2 separate regions of the Homo sapiens genome follow, and region 1 is linked to region 2. The links are chromatin contacts, found by Hi-C or POLR2A ChIA-PET in ENCODE. All regions are on one chromosome and are shown on one strand. Each heading gives the region's core, a stretch centred on a gene start or an enhancer-like site at or near the end of the contact. The rest is flanking DNA. Distances are from core to core; before and after follow the strand shown.

What was found. Hi-C counts contacts between places; a loop is a spot of excess contacts on that map. ChIA-PET counts read pairs that join two places held with the same protein, here RNA polymerase II (POLR2A). Pooled maps may share reads with other maps.
Region 1: a loop to region 2 is called in a pooled map, with 3 times the contacts of the local background. The contact joins two enhancer-like sites. A Hi-C loop is called at or near these places in 1 of 168 maps with a recorded cell type or tissue (gastrocnemius medialis), 2 of 37 single-sample maps with no recorded cell type and 9 of 50 pooled maps. POLR2A ChIA-PET finds 5 or more read pairs at or near these places in 3 of 52 experiments (GM12878, MCF 10A and activated B cell).

The regions. Positions count from the first base shown.
Region 1 is chr9:27,539,106-27,542,199 of GRCh38, reverse strand. No RefSeq gene overlaps it. Among named protein-coding and RNA genes, the nearest start is that of MOB3B, 11 kb to the right of the region's middle. Within about 2 kb of position 1,844, at least 18 of the 41 ENCODE cell types and tissues checked have a DNase peak (open chromatin) inside an H3K27ac peak, as active enhancers do; they include GM12878 and gastrocnemius medialis, where a contact is called at or near this core.
Region 2 is chr9:27,365,796-27,369,160 of GRCh38, reverse strand. All of the region lies in intron 2 of MOB3B (MOB kinase activator 3B), which reads left to right. Among named protein-coding and RNA genes, the nearest start is that of EQTN, 70 kb to the right of the region's middle. RefSeq lists enhancers at 1-80, 1,598-1,717. Within about 2 kb of position 1,825, at least 10 of the 41 ENCODE cell types and tissues checked have a DNase peak (open chromatin) inside an H3K27ac peak, as active enhancers do; they include GM12878 and gastrocnemius medialis, where a contact is called at or near this core.

The DNA.
Region 1 (3,094 bases), core at 595-3,094, 170 kb before region 2:
ACCCGATAGAGTCACTTGAAGATTAAGTGGGTTAGTAAATTCAGAATGCTTGGAACAGTAACTAGCACAGAATAAGTGTCCAATAAAATTGGGTTGCAGCTATTATCAGTATTATTCCTGTCATAATCATCATCACCATTAAGCAATTAAATGTAGAGTTCCAAAATTTGATTATGAAACTACAGTTATACAGCCATGATTCCCGGTGATACCACGTCAGTAACAAGATTATTTCCTTAGCTTGAGCCAGTCACTACCTCATTGCATGTGGCAGAGTGTGTTGCCGTAGGCAAATGTCATTGTAGGGAATGAAAAAAAAATTGCCTGTGAGCTGCTCTCCAGAGGCCTCATCCCATTTTCCCATCGTCCACTTTACTCCATCTCCACTGCCACTATTAGGACCTTATCATTTCTTGTCTAGATTAATTCAACAGCTTCCTTCCTTCTAGTCTCCATGATTTCACCCACTAGCCATCCCCTCCCCTTTGCCCAATTTTCTCCATTTATGGTAGAGTGATCTTTCTAATAGGAAACTCCTGACTTGCCTTAAAAAGCCCTCATTGAGGCCGGACGTGGTGGCTCATGCCTGTAATCCCAGCACTTTGGGAGGCCGAGGCAGGTGGATCACGAGGTCAAGAGATTGAGACCATCGTGACTAACACAGTGAAACCCCATCTGTACTAAAAATACAAGAAATTAGCCAGGCGTGGTGGCGGGTGCCTGTAGTCGCAGCTACTTGGGAGGCTGAGGCAGGAGAATGGCGTGAACCCGGGAGGCAGAGCTTGCAGTGAGCCGAGATTGCGCCACTGCACTCCAGCCTGGGCGACAGAGTGAGACTCCGTCTCAAAAAAAAAAAGCCCTCATTGACAACCTTCAACCCACAATCCATGGTGAAGCACAGGAGCCTTGGGGATCTGCCCCCAGCACACCTCTCCACCCTTGTCTCTCACTGCTCCTGCCTTCATGGAGAGCCCTGATGAACTATTTGTAGTTTCCCCTGACTCACCTTGCTGTTACTGGGCCTGTGTGCGTGTTGCTCCCACTACCTGCAATACGCTTACCCACTTCACCTGGGTGAACTTTACTTAGGATTCACCTTAGGTGGGCATCATGTTCTTCCAGGCCCCTCCTCTAACTTTTAGTTGAGAGTATTCCAGACTTAAGGCTCCATGGGATAGGGATCTTGTCTATGCACCAGCTTATTCCCAACTGCCTGGCACGTAATGCATTTATTAAATATATATTGAATTGATTACCCTACTTGGGGCTCTTGTTTGCTTCTACACTTACAGTTCTAGCATAGCACTTAACTCATTATCATGCATCATTATTATGGGTTTGTTTTGTCTCCCATTAGACTGTGAGCTCCACAAGGCTGTGTCCTTGTCTTATACATCATTGTATTTCCAGCTTCCAACATAGTGCTTGCCATGACACAGGAAGTCAGTAAGCTCTGAATGAATGAATAGTATCTACATACCATTAATCTGAGGTTTAAAGTTTCCCCAAATTCTGAAGCAAGGGGATTTACGGACTTCCCTGACAATTTTTGGATGTCATCCCAATGATACCACTAACATTTTAAGGGACAGCTTGCATATATACATTTTTCTGGATGGCAGTTTTTTTTCCCACAGGCTTCATCAGATATTTCTCCATAGCCTTCCTCAGATTCTCAAAGGGGTCTCTGATTCCCCCAAAAGATAAGAAACTGTCATAAAAAATTATTTCTAAATATCAATTGTTAAATAAAATGTTTGCAAAGCAGCCTGATGAATCATTTCAGGCCACTTGACCCCGATGAGTTAGAGAGTTTGTGCTCTGCAATCTGACTGCTTCCAGCAGTCTCACTGCTGCTGGACTGTGGCACTTCCAATTGGCAGCAGGGCAAGTTTCTTCTGGATGAATATTCTGTCATAGGGGTCCCCCTTCCACACATACCTGTAGGAGCAGTTTGAAACTCATATGCATGGTCTTCCTGGTTCTAGGCACATGAGTCATTTAAGCTGCTGGAGCCAGGACCAGCTAGTATGCTAGCCCGGCATTCAGAAAGTTAAAATTTGGGGTCAAAACTGAGAACCTTCTTTGATCCACCTTGGCCAGACATTTTCTCTGGCTTCCATTAATAGCCTCAACATTTTTTTTTTTTCTGGCCTAGACCCACACAGGCAAGAGACCAGAGCTTCTCTAAGGAGCTAAGGGAAAGCACATTTTAAAAATAACTTGAGCAAATGAATTCATCTGGCAAAAGCAACCCCACTACGTAAAATAAACCTTTTTAGTTTCGCAATAGCAGTTCCTGAAAATGTAAACAACCTCAGGGTCTACATGCACTGAATCATTTGCTGAACAGAAAGTCCCTGGTCCAAATTCTGCAAGAATAAACACCTTACAAAACTAGGGGTCAATGACCTTCATATGGGAACAAGGAGGGTGTGGGGGGCAGCAACCCACCCTGAGGACAATGAGAAAGTCTTGAGACTTGATATTCAAAATGCTGGCTTTCTAAACCAAAAACTGGCATGAGTGGAGGGAGAAGGGGAGGGTGGGCACAGTCTATGCCTCAGGCTCTTGCTCAGACCCTACCAGGCCCCTGCCTTCCCTAGGGAAAGCGAGAGTCTACTCACTGTCATGAAGCCAGAGGAAGGCCCTGCAGGTTTCACTGTGTGTTCTGTTGACAAGATGATGGTTCCATTGAAACTGTAATAACATACTTGGCCAACTAAGCCCATACGATCGTAGTAACTTTGTACCCAGTCCTAGCTTTTCAAACATAATGATAATATGTTCTTTCTAATGTGGCCCATACTGTTCTAATGAACTTATGCTGAGTTTTTCTGAGTACTAGAATAATATTCGCCATAAATAATAGATATAATTATTCTCATTTAATATTTGCGTAGCTCTTCTTTAAAGCAGAAAGTATTTTCTCATTCCTTACTAGAACCTTTCTGTGTGAGGAGCACTGAGCTAGAACCCATATCTTAGAATGGTCAGAATTTGGAGAAATTCAGGGAAAAGGCACTGGACTCATTTTTAAAGACTAGAAAATGCAACCTCCAGAAAAAGATTCAAGAGTTTTTTACTCCCAGAG
Region 2 (3,365 bases), core at 576-3,075:
TCCTGGTACCTCAGCCTGACTTTCCAGAACCAATGAAGTTCATTAACATCCTGTTCTCAGCTCTGGCTCATTTGTCCCATTTGATTTTCAGCAAACTGGTCAGGTTTACACGGTCTAGGGTTTGTTTCTAATGGCTTTTATTGTCAATCCACAGTGAATATCTTTCACGGGTTATCTTGGGTCTTTCTTAATCTACTGCTCCTTTCACATCCATGCTGTGAAAGCAGGGGACAAAGGCAGCCATCTGGGAGCTGGGGATGCTGATGAGCAACTCAGAAGTGGCGCTCAGGGGTAGGAGGAGGTGTGACGAGCAGGCACGCTGGACTCATGGTTGCTCCTTGGGGTGGCTGAAACAGCACTTCCTATGCCCAGCACATGGCATGTCTGAAAGAATTAAGACTCTCTTGAGAACATATAATCACATACCACTGTTTGTCTTTCTTTTGGCCCAACCACCATGATAACAGACTGGAGGACAGCACAAAGGGGCTGGGGAGGGGCAGAGGGAGGGAGTTGGAAAACAGAGTAGTAGCCAGTTTATTTCTAAGCATTTGCAGCTGTCAGCTTGTTTGGGGACTTTGTTTTCTCTTTTTTTAGGCAGAGGAACAAAGTCCTGCTACACAGGATTGTTTTCCTTGGCATGACGAACAGACACTTTCTTGAGGAACGTACTGAGATAACACAAAACATCTGCTAAGAGGAATCAATCCTCGCAGCTGAATTTTCATCAGCATCAGCAAGAACACGAAGCTTCTCTCTCTCTCCCTCTCTGTATGTGTGTGTGTGTGTGTGTGTGTGTGTGTGTGTATGTATGTGTGTGTATATATATGTATATGTATGTATATATATAGACAGAGAGCAGGAGGCAGGAGAATGGATGGATGAAGGGGCAAGAGAATAAGCTAAGAGGAGGAGGATATATATTATTAAGAAACATCTGTGTTGTTCATGTGTTTTGTTTTGTTTTGTTTTGTTTTTGCCTTGTGATCCGATTGCATCTTGTTTTGCAAGTATTTTGGAAATGGTGTGTTCTCAGCCACGCTGCCAGAGGAGGTATGTTTTCTTTTTCCACGTGTGTGGGATGTTGTTTTTATTCATGAACTATTGAGAATGAGTGGTTTTTATGACTTGTAGAGGGATTTTCACATCCCTCTTATTACTGGACTCTGAAGACAGAAGGGACAGCACAAATGCCCTCAGACATGAATAACAGTTTCAAGGAGAAACATGGGCACTTCTGGTTGTTGTTGACATGCCATCAGGGGTCCCAAAGGATTGGCCAGGAAATCAGGTTTCATCATATGTCCTTTGGAAGCTCCTTGGACAGTTCACATGCTCTTCCAATATATGACATGTCTTCCAAGTATACTTTCCAAGAAGAGTTTATCCTTTGGAGAAGAGGCAGCTTCACCTGTCCTGTTTCATTTGCCCTCCTGCCACCCCTGTCTTGGCATTGATTCAGAAGAGCCGTCTTCCTAGCGTTGGTAACATCGGCTGCCATTTGCCAGATGCCTTCTGTGTGCCTGCTGGTGCTGTGCTTCTCATTTAGTCCTTGTGGTCTCATGAAGAGCTAGGTATTATTATCACCATTCCTCAGACAAGAAAACAGAGGCTTTTGGCAGTTAGCAAAGTTGCTTAAGGGCAAGCAGCACAGAAGTCCCACAGCTGGAATCATAAATGGGATTGAGGCCAGAGCCAGGCGTTTCACCAGTGTCCTAAACCCCCAGTGACACATACATTTGGGAAAGTAAAAGCCAAACTACCCTTTTCCACCTTGTCTTCTAACAAGTTTCGTTTCCCCAGCTGTGTCAATCGTATTTGCATGAGATGAAAGGAGCTGTAGAAACCCTACAAAGCTTCCTGGCAGAATAGAAGGAGCATAGGCTCTGAGACAGACTTGAATTCAGATCCCTCTTCATCACAAACTAGCTCTATAAAGCCCAAGTCTGTCCCTTCACCTCTTTGAGCTTTGATTTCAGGGTATGCAGGCGGCACAGGAGCTCAGCTCTCATTCCAACGGTCAGCAAGTATTTATTCCATACCCACCCTGCTCCAGGTGCCAGGCCACTAAGGAGACGTCACTAAGGAGACACTTGTGAGGAGGCTGGACACCGTCCCTGCTCTCACAGAGTGGCCAGTCTGGAGCAGGTAACAGACCTGAAGCAGAGACTCCCACAGATACATGTGGAATTACCATGTGTGATCTATGCAGGAAAATTTCAGGAGCAGAATAACAGATGCCAGGGAAGCTGGGTCTGCGGATGATGGGAGACACTGAGCCAAGCTCTAAAGAAAGAAGAGGCAGTAACCAGGTGCTCAATAAAGGGGCCTATCTGCCAGTTGTTTGCAGAACTTGAGGTGTTTGGGGGCAGTTCTCCAGTATCCCCAGAGACAACCTTTTGGTTCTTACTCTTCAGACCACAAAAGCCCAGGTTCAGCCCAGCACCGATCACAGATCAGAGTCTCATTCCCAGGTGTTGGCCTTTCTCTTCCAAAGAAAAGGGAAAATGATGAAAACAGGAATGATTAACAGCCAGCTCAGAACACACATCCCCACCCCCCAGTCTCCTGGACCTTCGTCAACCGAAGCATTTCTGCATATTCTAAAGGAGTTTTTCCTTTTTTGGCCTCCATAACAAGATAAAATAAGTAACACAAGCCATTTAGGCAACTTATTTTCTTTCAGAGGTGCCTGAAAAGGAAGGATTGAATGAGATGTTTGAGGGCTTAGTGGAAGGGAGGGGCAGGAGGGAAAGAGGAAGAAAGAAAAATGGGTTGAAGTGCAGAAATTACTGGAATTTTTATTAAATTTTCTTGGGGAGAAAGGAGATTTCCTAAGGCAGAGATGAAAGGCAAATCTGCATGGGGCCTCAGAGAAATTATTACGTTTCATACTCGATTTAGCTCTCACACTGAATGTGGCTTGGAGATCAGAAAGTTGTGGTTAGACACATTCATAAACTCAGCAGGGCTCTGTCAGATGCGGGTTCCTGACTGAGTACCAAGGCTTCATGAGCAACAGAGACAGGGCTACAAGGCTGTCTCATCAGGCCTTCAAGAGAGACTCCAGGCCTGCACTCTCCTTACTCTCCACCCTCACCCCAGCACCCTGGCCTGCCTCCTCCTTAGCCTAATTGCTCAGAAAACTCTAGTCTTGCTTTGAGTCTAACTGGTGAGCAGACTCCTGCTAGAAACTTGTATCAGTGATTGGTTTGGATTCTGGCCTCTGCTTAGGCATGTTGCCTCGGCGCACTCCAAAACTTGAGCTCAGCTGGCCCTGTTTCAGGCTCATTAACTCCATTTCAGTACTGGTCCGTTTGCAGAAACTAAGCTACATCACATGACCCAAGGCCATCCAGGTCCAG